2 separate regions of the Homo sapiens genome follow, and region 1 is linked to region 2. Evidence: read pairs that join two places in POLR2A ChIA-PET (ENCODE). Cell type or tissue: MCF 10A. All regions are shown on one strand. Each heading gives the region's core, and the rest is flanking DNA. Links, peaks and the distances in the headings are about the cores only.

Region 1 (8,335 bases), core at 111-8,110, 55 kb before region 2:
TGAAACCAAGAAGATGGGAGTTGTATATAGCTCACTTTAGACATACCTCTCCTTCTAAAGTATTTTATTTCTCTTTGAATTTCATAAAATAAGATTATTCATTTTCAAATCACAAAAGCCTAACTGATGTTTTCCCATGGCTTCTGTTTAAAAGAGTTTTCCTTTTCTACAGAACGTCACGGGTTTTTGAGTTTAAAAATGAAGGGAAGAGGTTGATGTAGCTCATTTTTATTTTGGTATTCATAGCTAAATATCATATTCTTTAAGCAAAGATTGTCACTGTAGAGTGACATTTTGCATTTTGCTGGACCATATCGATGAGTTAGAGCTACCAAGAATCTCAGCCGAGTATAATACAGCAGTCGAAGGCAGTCTCTATGTATCTTGGGGAAGCTAGAGCTGGAGACTTTTTCTTCGTCTTCTTCCTTTTTCTTTTTCCCATTAGTCACAGGTGTCATTGTTTCCTAGCTATGAGCTAGTTTACATTATTAGGCCACGGATCACTTCCTCTGGAAACTGGTTTACCATGCAGATATGATCCTAAAATTCCGGCTGTATTTCTGCTCAAGCATACATCGCAGTAACCGGCCTAATGATCAGTTTTACTCCTGCCAAATTTATCTTTGTCTCGTTTTCTCCCCCTTTGCTCCACTCAGGCATACCTTGTGAGATGAGAGAGCAAGTCTTATGTCTCTTAATATCTCCAGCATCCATTCTGTTGACCACATCATAAGAGCACAGTAAATATTTTTTGAGTGGAGAAGAATTTCCTGTTTAAGCTTTTTTACTTCTTTTTGTTGTTGTTTGGAGACAGAGTTTCGCTCTTTTTGCCCAGGCTGAAGTGCAGGGACACAATCTTGGCTCAATGCAATCTCCGCCTCCTGGGTTCAAGCGATGCTCCTGCCTCAGCCTTCCAAGTAGCTGTGATTACAGGCACCTGCCACTACACCCGGCTAATTTTTGCATTTTTAGTAGAGATAGGGTTTCACCATGTTGCCCAGGCTGGTCTCAAACTCCTGAACTCAGGTGATCCATCCACCTCTGCCTCCCAAAATGCTGGGATTATAGGCATGAGCCACTGCACCCAGCTGCTTTTTTATTTCTTAACTCCGATTCAATATATCTTTCTCCCATCTTATATCTCAGACTTATCCCTCTAATAAGAAAACCTTGAGATACTTCATTTGCAAAGGTTGAGTTTCAAGTCATTATATTACGTGTCATAAAAATTAAGGCATGATTTTAGAGCAAACAGTGTTCTTCAAGATAAGAGGAGACACTCTTTAGTTCTTTCCACTTTAAAGCATCTGCAGGCTCTCGCCGTCCACGTCATTGACTTTTATATGATGCCACCAGCTCATCCGGATGCATTCAAAGTGTGGTCAAAACTATAATTGAGTGGGAATTTAACAACCTTCAAAAGACTCTGCCTTAATGACCCGACTGTAGGGGACAGATTAATTTTCAGTAAGATTTGGGATCATAACTGTGGTCACAGTATTCCCTGCCATTAAAACTTAATCCTAGTTTAAAAAATTAAAAAATAAGTTTTTCACTATATGCTATTAAAATAGAAAAAAGAGAACAAGAACCAGACAGATTTAGCTGTCTGTGCCCAGCCATGAGCTCTAGATTCTCATCACTCTGTGCTGATTGATTGGCAATGGCTCATAGAAATGAATTTGGAATGCATGGAAAAGCTGCTCACCCTCTTTTTGTTCCCTTGAGCGGAATGCATGGGGTGCTTATGGGAAATCTGGCAGAAGAGCAGGGGAAGGTTTATGGCCTGAGTTTCCACAGATTTGGAGGGAGGCGTGTTTTTAACCAAAAGGGAGCCCTGCCCTTTTTACTGCCCTACTTACAGGGAACTCTGCCCTCTCCAGCGTGGCATACAAAGACATCTTGTGATCTGGACACTGCTTCCTCTCCAGCCTCGCCTGTCTCCACTCCATGCCAAAGGCTCGCTGCTTTGGGAATAACCAGCTGCTTGTAGGGCACACAGTCACACCTCTTTGCCTTTGCTTATGCCAACATCTCCGTTAGAAATACTTTCTCCGCTGGGCGCGGTGGCTCATGCCTATAATCCCCACACTTTGGTGAGGCCGAGGTGGAAAGATCACGTGGTCAGGAGATGGAGACCATCCTGGCCAACGTGGTGAAACTCCGTCTCTACTAAAAATACAAAAATTAGCTGGGCGTGGTGGCGCGTGCCTGTAATCCCAGCTACTCAGGATGCTGAGGCAGGAAAATTGCTTGAACCAGGGAGACGGAGGTTACAGTGAGCCGAGATCGCGCCACTGCACTCCAGCCTGGGCAACAGAGCAAGACTCCATCTCAAAAAAAAAAAAAAAAAAAAAAAGAAACGCTTTCTGCACGGGTAGAGTTTCCTCTCCCTCACCCCATGCGTTGTGCGAATTGTGGTCCCGGCCCCGGAAACTCTTGATTCGCTTGTTTTTCTTCCTCTCTGTTAGAGGACAAGCTTCTTGATGATAGGCCCCAGTGTCTATCACATCATTTGTCCCACTCGGCCTGGCCTGCAGTAGGTGCTTCATAGAACATCCTCTGGTGGCAGATAGTAGGGGAGACATTCACCAGTTAGTCTCATATACATATGTGATGAAAAACAGAGGCAGAGCATAGGGTCTCTAATTTGGGGATAGGGGAGGTGGGTAATGTAAAGAAATTGAGAAATTAGTTGAGAAAAAAGAGGGGGACAAGAGGGAAGAGAGTTCCAGTTAATGGCATGTGTGAAGGCAAGCAGTGTCACAGGAGTACAGAGAGGAAAAGGTCAAGGTACAGATTAGCTTAGGAGAACGCGACAGAGGCAATAATGTAACTGCATATGATGATGAATTTTTAAGCCAGATAATTAGTCTGAGTTTTATAACTAGGCAGGCAACACTGAAAGTCAGAGCTGACTCTATTCATGCTGTCCCTGTCCCAGACTTTGAGGATAGCGGCAGCAGATGCAGAGCGCTCCACAGCATTGGTTCAGTTAAACCAAGTGTTTATCCATCTGGTTGGATTTGAGTGAGTGCCAAAAGTTAGCTGAGGATTCCCAGCCCTGAAGTGGCTGTGGGTACGAGGAAGGAAACAAACCTCCTTAACCGAAAGAATGTCCTGAATTTCAAACTCATTGGAAACCATCTTGGTTGCTCAGATTGTCTTACTTTTTAAAAAATGGTTTCTTATAATATTTAAATAGTTTTAGCTACATTTTCCCTATTATGCAAGGAAAGGTTTGACTTCCTAAGGCTGATAGATTTCCCATTAATAATTTTTTTCACAAAGAAACAAGGCAAAACCCTTGTTTTTATCCTAGTCTTTGACTGTCAGAGCTGGCCTTTCAGGGTTCCTTATGGTATCTGCTAATGGTGGCTTCTATCACCTGTAAAAGAACAGGAGTTGATCAGATCTTGTCATCAGATATGATGATAAGAAAAATGTTGGAAGAATGTTTTTCTCTCCAGAGTATCTGGAAAAAGAATTATTCCAGATGGCTATATTAAGTTGCATATAGCCATTCAAGGAACTAGAAAACTTCCAGTCCCCTCTGGCATTACTAAAATGACACAAACCCATTGTTGATCATTTTTCTAGAATTTTGACTGTGGGGGAAATAAACTTGGGCCTCCATCTTTATTTTTAGAGTCTTATACAAGCAACTTTTGCCAGCACACTTGGTTGGGTTCCTGAAGAGATGAGAAAGTAAGAAGTTGCTTCAACGAGCCATAAATTGGGAAATAAACTTGGGACTCCATCTTTATTTTTAGTGTATCATGTAAGCAAGTTTTGCCAGCATACTTGTTTGGGTCCCTGAATAGATGAGAAAGTAAGAAATGACTTCAAGGAGCCATAAATTCTAATCCTGGGTTCCTTTCACCTTGGACATTCTAGTCTGAAGAGTGAAATGCTCACTGCTCTAGGGTTTATTAGCTGGAGATTGAGCCAGTCTGCCTTGTATTAGTCAAGATGTTTTCTGTCTTTCTTAGCACTTAAGGCTGCTGGTGAGATGCTTTGGCTATAAATTTTCTTGTCCAGCCTAAGTCCACATCTTGAGTCTTCCCTCTCGCTCAGGGGTCTTATTACTACAGAACTAACTTTAGTTGATATGGAGGGGGGCCACTGGACATGACTGGTTCTTCCAGCACTCAGATATCCATGAATGTCTGCAGCCACATTAAAGTTTTGGATCCTCCCCGCCTACCCCCTACCTCCACTGTCTCAAATATTTATTGATATCGCCCATTTGGTGCAGCTCCCGCAATTCAGTCTGCTGAGTTTTACGAGCTTGCTAGATCATGTTCCAAAAAGATTCCCAAGCACTAAAGTGTTTGCCAGGGTCCTTGGCATTGTGACTCATGTGTGTTATCAGGGGCCTCAAATATACTATGCCTTAAGATTTGTGCAGAATTCAGAGTGTAGTCACTACCTCTTTAGAGTCCAGACTTCTCTGCTAATGAGGACCTGCTGAGGCATCAAGACATTAAATATGATTCCTTACATGCATTCAAATTAAGGTGTTGTAAGCCTCCCCTGTTTTCTCACACTGTGGGAAGCCAGAGCTGTTGCCACTTGTGCTATAAGAACTTGGTTCTTTCATTGGAATTAAAGGAATTTGCCCTTCAGCAACTATAAAAGGATGAGTATCTAACTGTTGTGTTTGTTTGGAAAGCAGTTTAGTGCCAGACAGGCATGCCTAATAGAGTTCAGGAGACTGCAGTCCCTCCTAACCCTTTTGTTTACTCATGGCCAAATTTAGTATATGCCAGCCCCTAACATCTGGCACTGTGCTCCCCATACCCTCTCCATTGCAGCCATAGTAGCCTTCGAGTTCTTCAGACATGCTCTCCTCCTCTGACCCTAGGGCTTTTGTCTGTTACCTATGCCAGAATACTCCTCCTCATCTAATTAACCCTGGCCCATTCTTTTTTTTTTTTTTTTTTTTTTTTTTGAGACGGAGTTTTGCTCTTGTTGCCCAGGCTGGAGTGCAATGGTGCGATCTCGGCTCACCGTCCACAACCTCCGCCTCCCAGGTTCAAGTGATTCTTCTGCCTCAGCCTCCCGAGTAGCTGGGATTACAGGCATGTGCCACCACGCCTGGCTAATTTTGTATTTTTAGTAGAGACGGGGTTTCTCCATGTTGGTCAGGCTGGTCTCGAACTCCTGACCTCAGGTGATACACCCGCCTCGGCCTCCCAAAGTGCTGGGATTACAGGCATGAGCCACCACGCCTGGCCTATCCTGGCCCATTCTTTAGAAGAGTGAGTCCTTCTCAAACATGAATCACCTGGGAAGCTTGTTAAAATGCAGGTTCTTCATTAGGGCTGGAAGGGTCCTGGGATGTGGCACTTCTAAAAGGTCTCACATAAAGCTGGTGCTACTGTTCCTCACGGAATCCTTCCCTAGTCTTCAGTTAAGTCAAAAGTTCCCCATTTTATGTGCTTCTGAGATTATATATCTGTCCTTCATAGGGCATTCTTCACAATTGCATATTTCCTTTTACTTGTGCCATTTTCTGATTAATGTTCATCATTTACACTAAACTGTAAGCCCTATGTGTGCAGTGACCACCTGTGATCTTTGCTCACGCTTTTGTTTTCAGAACTTGTTATAGTGGGACATATACGGTTGTACTATATATGTACTAGGATATACAGGTGAGTAGATGATGGTTGTATTGGCTGTTGACAGAATGGTTAAATATATTGTTCTGAGATGCCATGATGATCATAAAACTCAGGGGTTTGGACCAAATTGTTAAAAAAAAAAAGTGGTTATGTCTTTATTATTTTCAAGGTAAGGACCTCCTATAACATTTAAATTTCATGTGAAGCAGAAAGAACCCAAGATAATCTGAGACTGAAAAAAACTCATGATAATGCTGTAAATAAAGTTTCGGTGCCGCAAAAGGAATAGCACTCGAATATAAAATTTTCTTTATAATTCTCAGCAAGGCAAGTTACTTCTATAGAAGGCTGCGACCTTACAGATGGAGCAGCGGTGAGCGCACACTTTGGCAAGGGAGGGGAAGGGGTTTTTATCCCTGACATATGTGATCCCTGCCGCTGTGTCGTTCCCCTATTGGCTAGGGTTAGACTGTACAAGCTAAACAAATTCCGATTGGCTAATTTAAAGAGAGTGACGGGGTGAGTGGTTTGGCGGGAAAAATGGTTATGACAGAGCAGATAATCGGAATGAGTCAGGGGGTAGCAGGTAATGGGAATGAGTCAGGGTGGAGCAGGTAATTGGAATGAGTTAGGGTGGAGTAGGTAATCGGAATGAGTCAGGGTGGAGCAGGTAATTGAAAAAGGTTGCTTTACGAGGAAGTTAAGTTTAAAAGTAGAAGGCAAATAATTGAACATACTGACGTACTGATTCTTTGAAAATAAATTTAAAACTTATATCTAACAATCCCTCCTCTTGCATTTCCTTACAGCTTTCTTTTTAAACTTTTTAACGTGTCTTGGCTTAGTTGTTTTGCTGGATTTTCCAAAAGAAGAAGCTTCTCTGGATAAGGTGGAGGATAGTTAAGGGAGGTTTTAGTAAGTGCCATTTTTATGAGCCTCTGCACCAACCCACGGATGCATAGTGTGACACAGCACCCGACAAGAATAAGTACACCCATTATGGCTGCGAGGGAAGTAAGAATTGAGGCTATTATTCTTTTCCATTTACCGAACTACTTTCTATTCATGCTGTAAAGGGGTCATTTACCCCTGAGTTGTTGGCTAACTCATTGGACAGAGCAGTCAGACCTTGTAATGCCTTTGTTATACTTCCATCAGGGGTGGTGGTGTTTTGGGATGAAGGTACAACACTGAGTTTTAATCACGATACAAACTCTTCCTCTTTTTGCTACTATCATGTCTAAGGCTATCCTGTTTTCCCAAGCCATCTGGCTAGTGGCCCCTAATTGCTTAGCTATTCCTTTAACAACATCTCTAGTGTAGTTAGTAAATCACTGTTGGTTGTAATAGATCTAGTTTATCCAATCTACATTTTTATTAATTTTCACTCACCAAAATATTGACTCAAATTCTGCAGCTATTTTATTTCGGGCTTGAAATTGTTCTGGTATTCCCCATGGGACTCTAATTGTGTCTAAATAGACGTAAGAGTTGAAAGACCCATAAGGGCCTTCTCTCGCTTCACGATGTCTTATTTTTTTCTTTTTCTGGTTGATGAAATGCCAGGGTGAAAGGGATAGCCAATTGGACTAAAGCATAAGTGCCACTCCAGTTATTCGGCAGAGTGTCCAGTAAAGGTCCACCACAATACCACCACACATCCGTTTGGGGATGAACAAGGGCTGACTGATTGATGAGCTCTTGAAAATTCTTAAGCTCACTGCATCCTTTCAGGTCTCCAAGGAACACTAAGTTTCCTCCCTGTCGTGAACTTAGTGTTGGGAGACGGAAGCTGGATGGCCCTTGGGGGCTGACCCGCAGGGTGCCGGACTTCGGGATATAGCAGAGAGAGAGCGTGGCATGACTTGTTACTCCAGGCTGTAGAATCCTGGGAAAGAGCTACCATGCAGCCCATGCCCGGTTGACTGGAGGACCACCCTAGTGGAAAGGGGACAGTCTGGGCCTCTGGCCTGCTGTGCGCACAAGCATAACAATTGCTTTTGTTTAACGTGTGAATGGAATATTTGATCCATTCCAACCAGGCATTTGCATCTTGGTATCCTGTCTTAATTGCCAAAGTTTGTTTTAAGTCTTTAACTTCTACGATAGCTATCTCAGTCGTGTCATTAGATGGAGAAGGAGCAATTGTTCCCTTGTGAGAAGTTTTGGAAGAAGGCTTAGAGGAAGGTGCAGGTGGCGGGGGATCAAAGAAACGCATTTCAAATAATCTAATAGGGTCTGTCCCTGAAACCTCAGCCCCCATAGAAGAAGGGAACTGGCTTAGAAAAGGGGGAGAACTTGAGGGTTTGAGATAATAACCTGTGTAGAATTACACTGGGTTAGCTGATGGGGGAGGGCTGTCCCTCTAGTAAAATGAATGTATGGTTTTAGGAAATTGCAAAAACCTGTTGGCAATTCATTCTTGCTCTTTAGTGGTCCGCAGAACATTGGACCAACTACATCATAAAAGCTTTACATTGGGGAGCAAGACTCCTGGTTGATACTGGGGTCTTTATCGAAATCTCCCCAGATTAAATGGTCCCAATTCACTAATGCCCAGTCTTAGGAGACTCAGGAGGGACAGAGGTACTTTTCTGAAGTAGAGAGCTGTCTTTGACTTGGTCAGTCCCCACAGGGTATAACAAGACAAGCATTAAATGCAATAGTTTGAGGCAAAATTGACTTGGTTATGTTAATAACTAGAT
Region 2 (8,335 bases), core at 262-8,261:
GCCAGAAGGGGTTTTTCCTACAGTGTGAGTAGACCAGTTGTGTGCCCAGGTCCCTGCCTGCGACTCTCTCTCTTTAATCTATGGGTATTAGTATAGTCTTCTCTAGGTGGTTTTGTGTTTTGTTTTGTTTTGTTTTCCTTTTCCTAAACGTAAAGCTGTGGTCTATTCTCAGAATGAGGAGCTTGATGGTTTCTCATGCTCTGTGCTGGGCAGGGACTTAGGTCAGTTATAAGACAGCAAGTCGCTCCTCATATCATAGGCAATGTGTGATGGAAATGGGGCTAGGAGTGAAATGGGAGCAGCCTCTGAGATGAAAACTTTGTGGACAAGAGGAAAGGGAATGATGGGGAAATGCAGGATTTAGAAAGCATCGTAGCAACAAATACAAACCATCAGGAAACCACTGAATATTTTAGTGAGGAAGGAGCTAGATATCAAAGTTATCTGTAGACAGTCAAGGAAGGTTTTCTGAAAGGAAGAGTTTTGAGAAAGATACAAAATGATATGAAGGGTCCCATTCTGGCCCAATAGATAGGAACGGTGGTCTGTGATGGGAGAGTCTCTCTGTGAGTAGCAGTGGGCAGCTCTTGTCTGTAGAACTGCGGAGAGAACTGTAGAAAGGTGATTTAGCCAAACTGAACCTGGAAGACGTTTTCCCTAGAAATTGATTTTTTTCTTGTCTGTGTTTAATATCTATGACTATATAACTTACCAGGTGGTTTCTTGTGTTGGACATTGTGCACCACAACAGCCCAACTAATCTTTAAAATTATATGACACAGGTACTGTCCCTGTTTTACAGTCGAAAGGAAATAAAATTTACATTAAATAGTGTACGCTCAGGGTTACACGGCAACAACGTAGATTTGAACCCTGTCATTCTACCTCAAAGTGACACTGTTAACCAGTCGTTATTTTGCTTTCAAATTGTGGGATGGTTCCCCAGGAGATGCATTCTTTTAGGGTTAGCTGTTGTGACCTAGTCCGCGAACTCTTCCTTATCTCCAAGGGAAAATGTTTCCAGTTCCACTTAAGAACCTGGAGTTCAAAGTTTCATTCAGCTGGGCATCTGCCGGTAAAATGCTGAGGGGCTGGGGTGGAAGTACAAATGGATACATTTGGTAAAGAACTTTCAGGCCAAACTAAATTTGAACCTCATCTAATAATAACAATAAAAATAAAAATAATTATAGCTCTACTTATGTGCCTACTAACCTCATTATCTCGTGTCATCCCCACAATTGATGATAATCCTGTGAGGTAGGTTCTTATATCCACATTTTACAGACAAGTAAACTGAGGTCAAGAGGTTAAGCAGTTACACTGTCAGCAAATGGCAGAGAAGGGATTTGTACCCAGGTAGTCTTCTAGTCTTCCTTCCCTATACTTTGTTATCTCCAAAAGGGTACCTTTGTCAGTTCTTGAGCTACAGAAGTGAAAACCTTGCTAGCCTGAGTTACAGAAGCAATGAAAACCATCTGTTCCAGCTTCCAGGGCTACATGGGGGCAGTTGAACCATATTGAATGGGTACCTCAATGTGCGTCCTGGCAGGCTGCAGCCACGTGACAGTCTCCCCTCCAAATCTAGCACCAACTACACAGAGAGCGATATGTGTTGAATGGTAGCTTTAATATGCTCGGCCAAGCCACTCACGCTCATTTGCGATCACCTTCGAACAGATGGAACGAGGTTTTTCAACTGTGCTCCCAGATGAATGGCAGCAAAGGAGATTACTCTTTAATCTCCAAGTTTCCACACAGATACACCATCCAGCAGAGACTGTACTGGTACATCTAGGTGAAAGGTACTGACACACACGCTGTGCTTTTTCTGGACGACTGTAGAAGGGGGAGCCAGAAGGATTGAAGGGAGCCAGCAACAAGGTCTTGTACCTTATAGATTTCTTCCAAGGGTTTGCAAAGTGACACTTAGGATTTATTCTGTCCCAAATTTTTAGCATTTATACCAAGATGTTGAAATGCGTTTCTTGGAACAGTGGTTCATAGACTTGAGTGTGCATTTGAATCTTGTAGGGAGCTTGTTAAAAATACAGATGCTTGGTCTCCTACCCAGGATATTCTGAGTCAGGAGGTCTTGGCTGGGGCTCAAGCATCTATATTTTTAAAGCACCCTAGTGATACTGATGCTAACTCAATTTAGAGAAGTACTGGCTTGGGAAGGTGGGGACAGTCAGGGTGGCTTGTCTTCTGTCATTAGCAGAACATCTCTTTGAATCACTGTTGGAGTTTGGAGCACCCTGGCATGGTGGTTGAAAGTGGAGGCTCTGCAGTCAGACTGAGATGTTTTAATGTCATCTCTATCACCTACCACTCTGAGACCTGGAGTACGTTACTTTCCTTTTCTGAGCCTCCATTTTCTCATCTGTAAAATCTATCACTAATAATAGCTTCCTTGGAGGGTAATTGCCATGATTAAGTGAGCCAGTATATATAAAGTACTTGACATTGGGCCTAGACCATAGTAAGCACCTAATAAATGTTAGCTACAATTATGATGATTATCATCACGCTGTAGTTGTATCTTACAACTGACTAAGGAAATATCCTTCCCTTTGGAGCCTGCAGATTCCAAAAGAGAGGCCCATATGTGAGGGAAATGCAGATTCCCCCCGGCCCCTGAGACAGCCTGTCTGAGGCTTGAGTGCAAAAACATCAGCAGCCTAGGACACATTGTACAGTGTCGGTGGGGGTGGGGGTGGGGGCAGGAGTGGATTCTTGGGCCTTGTTTTACATGGATCATGTTAACTAGCTGCTGAGATTATAGCTCTGAATAATTTTTTTAGTTCCGTTAATTCATCCTAGACCCTCTCCCAGACAGGCCCAGTGAGAGGTTGAGAATTCAGCTTATATATTTCTCATGTGTGTCTTCCTTGTTGAAAAATGACTGGGAATTCATACTATTCAAAGGCTTACGTAATGCCTTTCTCTGAGCAGTCAAAGCTGTAGCATGTGCCCTTTCTCAGGTTGCCTTTGCAGATCCCGGGTGCCCTGGGCACACCTGTTTGCTTTGGCAGATGACATGTTTATTCACATGGATTCCTGTTGTCACACGGGCTGCAGAAGGTGTGTAATGTGTTTCTTGGGTTAACTATGTGTAATTACTACACGTGACTGAAAACCACGTTGATAATGTGGCTATTAAAAAATGATGCTGTGGAAAGCTGGTGGCAGGAAAAAAGTTCCAGCTAGACCCATTAAATGAAAACAAGCCATTCTAGGCGCATACTTTTGGCACTATCACCAAGTGAACAAAGCAGATACCATTAAGTATGATGTGAGTCTGCTTCGTTAAAAAAGTACATGTCTGTGTGTGTGTATATGTATATATTCCTCTGTGTAGCAGATCGATTGGACATTTACACACCAAAATGAATACAACTGGAGCGTGGCCCATACGGGATATCTGTGTGCAGATGCAAATGCTTTTCTAGACTTTCTAAATTGGAGAGAAATGCATATTTCTTATATATTCACTTGGTTTTAAGTTATTAAAAACAAAACTCCCTAATTGCACCTTTCATGTACTATCTCAAACCCATTTTGCTGTGAGTCATGGTATAAAAGTAGGTGTGTAGTTTCCTTCTAATGAGCAAGAATATAAGCCGTCTGTACGTGGACTCCCTCAGATCCCAGTCAACTGTAAGTTAACGGGAAACCAACTTTTCCTAAAAGCAAGTCTCACATAGAAAAGAGGGCTGTCTTGTGAGTAATACAGTGTCCATTTAACTCTGATCATTCAACCCCCTAGTCAACATTCATCAGAGGCCCATTCCTCCTTTGCGGTTTCTGAAATGGTGTTTTAGGGCCAGTCTTCCTCATTGTGCCTCCACGTCTCTTTCCTGTGGATCAGTGCAATCCCAGGCCACCCACAGTGACTTCCCCATTCTCTCATGAAATTCAGTTTTATTGGCATTTTTTCCCTTTGCAAAGAAAAGGGTTATTACAGGTGCTGCAGGGAGTCAGTCTGTCCACACAGAACCAAAATCAGAAGTCGTTTTGCTGAAGATAATCTGTCAAAGGTTTTAATATCATCTTTCATGTACTATGATCAAAACAACAGATTGACTCTACTTTTCACTTTTTTTTTTTTTTTTTTTTTTGAGACAGTCTTGCTCTGTCGCCTAGGCTGTGGAGTGCAGTGGCACGATCTTGGCTCACTGCAACCTTCGCCTCCCGGGTTCAAGTGATTCTCCCGCCTTAGCCTCCTGAGTAGCTGGGACTGCATGCGCCCGCCACCACGCCCAGCTAAATTTTGTACTTTTAGTAGAGATGGGGTTTCACCATACTGGCCAGGCTGCTAGTCTCGAACTCCTGACCTTGTGATCCACCTGCCTCGGCCTCCCAAAGTGCTGGGATTACAAGCATGAGCCACTGCGCCCGGCCTACTTTTCAACTCAATGTATAGAGTCTATCATCACCCAAACTCCTTTTTAAGATTTTTTTAAAAAAAAAACATTGTCCAAACTGTTTTTATATACCCAAACATATTACGCAGACTGCTTTTTAAGTTTGTTTTTATCATAGGGACTGAGGCTGCTGGGTCAGCCTGAAATGAGACCACCTCAGATTTTAGTGTGGCTTGGCATGTCACTATTATCAGGAACAAGAGCTACAGGGGGTAAAAATTGCTTCAGAAAGTCTGATTCCAAGCTTCCCATGTACTTGGGTATTTCCCAGAGATGGTAAACTCAGAAATTGCTGTGCACTCATCACTTTTTATTGCAAAATTCATTAAGCTGCTGTGCTATTATCATCCCATCTTGTCAAGATGATACATTACAGACTTCATTGCAAAACTTTAACAAGTAGGAGAAAGTACACCTCTCTCCTGACCACAGCACAGGAAAGCCTCTGGGTATTTTGTGTTTGCCTTCCTATTTTTTTTAATATAAATCTCCTTGTCTTTGTAAAACTTCGCTCTGTCTGGTAACTCCCTTTTCTCCTTGTTTGATCATGTGGAGAGTCTGTTCCCTCCTTTTGGCTCTATGAGGCATCCTGAGATGCTGTTAAAGAACAGTCCTCTTGCCTCTTCTTTTTGCCCTCTACTCTTAGGCACCATGGAAAGTTGGGATATTAGCCTGTATTCTGACAGAGTCCCATGCATGGGGGGAAACCTCCCGCAAATGTTTCGTATTTACCCTCCAGCTCTGTGTATTCAGTGAGCCAGACCTGTTCGGGCCTGCCAAGACGTGTGAATTTGGCTTGGCTCTGTGAGTGCTTTCCTGGCCTCGCCTCTGGGTTCTGTGATAAACAGAGCTCCTGCCTCCCCTGTGTGATGGGGTTGCCATTAGAGTGGGTCGGAGTCACTTGGTAAATATGGAAAGTGAAGTCGCTTAGCTCCCAGATTTCCATGGCAACCCCCAGAACAAGTACAATATCACCAAAATTATTCTGCGGCTTTCCTTTTTTAGTTGCAGTGATTTGGTTGCATACTCATGTTTTTCCGTTCCTGATTTGTACAAAAAACAAAAACTCTGCCCACTGTCATCAGTACTTTGGTTTCAAGGACATTTATGGTCCCTGTCTAAAGCACCTGAAAAATTCAGTCACGCAAAACTACCCCTTTCTGTTCCAGCAGCATAAATTTTTGACTGTGTATTATTCCCTTATATTTAATATTTATCTTATAACCATTCACGGAGCCTTAGTGTCAGTGACCCATGGGCTAGGCACCAGGAATGGATGGCTAATGGTGACCTCACCTGCCACGTTAATGGATGCTGTATGGCCAGACAGCATGTCCCTGCCCTCGGGTAGTTTGCATCCTTAAGGACCAAGTTCACATGCAGTTTGTCACTCCTTATAGAACATATGTTTGTGAAAGCACTGCCAATGCATGCTTACCATTATTTGGGGATTTATTTTATCATGTTCTTGTTGCTGAGGTCTTGTTTTCTGTGATTGATACAAAGACAGATTCCTGTTGACAAACATGTTTGAGGCGGGCAAGCATTCTCACTGACTTCAACCAGTTTAGGCATACTCCTGAGTTGTGGGCATTCTTTCCTTTTTGACATGGTCCTCTGTGATCTTGTTGACTTGACTCATAACTAGCTGTTTTTCTTTTGAAGCCCACTAGCCTATAATTTTTTTCCTTCAGCAACATAATTGCCATCAGTCCTTCTTATACCTTCTATGAGGATACCAGAGCTGGATTGAATCATCAGTGACTCAGGGAAGTCTAGCTATGTTATTTGAAGGATTTGCTTAATTTTAATTTTTATTTTTTAAAGTGTCTTCTAGGCTGCCTGTTCTTGTGCGCTTCTGTCAGGAGCAGTACTCATTTGCCTAGCTGATGAAAAACTTTCCTGTTTCGAGTGACATTACGGGATCATTTTTTCTTTATTATTATTATTATTTTTTAAAGGAGGCAGAGTCTTGCTCTGTCACCTAGGCTGGAGTGCTTTGGCACCATCATACCTCACCACAGCCTTGAACTCCCAGGCTGAAGCAGTTCTCCTGCCTCAGCCTCCCAAGTACATGGGACCACAGGTGTGTACCACCAGGCCTGGCTAATTTTTAACTTTTTTTGTAGAGATGGGGGTCTCACTGTGTTTACCAGGTTGATCTCAAACTCTTGGCCTCAAGTGATCCTCCCACCTTGGCCTCTGAAGGCGATGGGATTACAGGCATGAACCACTATGCTTGGCTCATTTTCTCCTTATTTCCTAATTGACTCCAAATGCTGTAAAATTTGTCTTGGTATAGTTTGCTATAACCACTAAAACATTTGATTGGCTGTTGGTCTTATTCTCTACTCTTTCCCTGGAATAATCCTCACCTGCCTACTTACCGTCAGTAAAGATTGTCAGCCTTTTGGCTTTGATCTTCTACCTAGATGTTCTCAGTCTCATTATGTGTTGTCTACAGATGATGAGACCTTTCTTCTACAAAACTGTAGTCGTTTTATAGTCAGGGAATGCCAGGTTTCTGGGTTTTCTTGTCATATGGCCCAGCAAGGGATACCAATAAAGAGTCAGCCTTTCAAGATGCATATTTGGCCCTCTTGGCTGTAAAACTATGAAGCCTTATGATACATTTTTATACCCTCCTTTACTAATGGATAGTAAGGGAGAAAAATAATCTCCTGGTAACATTTTAGAAAGACGAATATACTTTTAGCAAGATATTGTTTTTAGTTTGTAGAATGATAATCCTCTCCTGGAAAAGTAAATATAATCACAGGAGAAATGTGAGCAATAGTTATGCTCTTCTGTTCCCTAAGAATTCTGAGAATTATGCCATGCAAACTTAGCCCTTTAAGCTTCTCAAACTAAAGTTAATACAACTGTTTTTCTTCCTGTCCTGTGAAGCAGTAAATGTCTCCAGTTGAAGCCCAGGGAACCGTCCTCACTCTCTCTCTTTATATGGTAGCCTCCAGTTCCTCATGGTCTTTCGGGCATCTTTGTATGCGTGTCTTGTGAAAAGGAAAATTTTACTGATACTGATTCATACTGATAAATGGCACATCCAATCTCTCAATGATCCCCTTATTATGTAATCTTAGCGTTGTTTTTCTTTCTGGTAGGAAGTTCCCATTTACAGGCCCTGTTAGTCCTCCTACATCTTGGCTCAGTGTAACTCTTTTGGTTTCTCTTTGTTGTCGTTTCTGTTCAAAAACGAAGCTCTTAAAATATGAACAGTTTTAAATCTCAGGCATCAATTCAATCTACTTTTTCCAAATCTACTTTGAGTACAGTAGTCAGGAGCTAGCCTCACAGGGTTTTTCTCTCTCCTGTGGGGCTTTATCTAGGGCATTAAGGATTTGCTAAGATATCAGGGGTATTGGGGTGAATGTGTATGTATTTAACGTGAGGCTTACTCTAGAATCACTTTGTAAGCATACTTTATTTTTACATACATGACTCGTGCAAAGGGAAAAGTATTTTTATGACACATCACCCTCTTAATTGCCTAAAGAGACCTGAGTTCAAATATTGGCCTTTAAATTATCATACCAGTGACTCTAGACTGTACTCTGAGGGATATATTGTAACATACCCCTGACTCGCTGCAAAAAGGTCCAGGATTAGCCTAGATATGATGTTTAAGTGAATTAATTTTCAGAAATATCAGTTGATTTTAATATGGTATATCTGTAATAAATAGGGGACAAGAATCACATTCCACATCTATAATATTTTGCTACAGTAATGGTGGATGCTGGTACCATTTAGCTAAATTATCTCCAAAATTTGTGTTTTCCATTTATGATTCCAAGTTTTTAAAGATGGGAAGAACATAAAGTTCTGTTCTTTGAGCAGTGTTCTGAAGTTTACAAGATACATTCCTGCCTATGATCCCACTTGATCCT

What was found. Peaks named below come from ENCODE experiments on the same cell type or tissue, not always from the same donor. Only the 100,000 strongest peaks of a DNase experiment are listed, where the experiment ranks them.
Region 1: POLR2A ChIA-PET joins it to region 2 with 18 read pairs; 3 of 35 experiments call an interaction of 5 or more read pairs at or near these places.

What each region holds. Positions count from the first base shown.
Region 1 is chr5:143,082,709-143,091,043 of GRCh38, forward strand. The region is part of intron 17 of ARHGAP26 (Rho GTPase activating protein 26); the gene reads left to right. Among named protein-coding and RNA genes, the nearest start is that of ARHGAP26-IT1, 110 kb to the right of the region's middle. RefSeq lists an enhancer at 7,382-7,973. In MCF 10A, for the core only: no CTCF peak of the experiment used is centred there; a DNase peak (open chromatin) is centred at 4,593.
Region 2 is chr5:143,138,036-143,146,370 of GRCh38, forward strand. The region is part of intron 19 of ARHGAP26 (Rho GTPase activating protein 26); the gene reads left to right. Among named protein-coding and RNA genes, the nearest start is that of ARHGAP26-IT1, 50 kb to the right of the region's middle. In MCF 10A, for the core only: no CTCF peak of the experiment used is centred there; DNase peaks (open chromatin) are centred at 3,026, 4,786 and 5,196.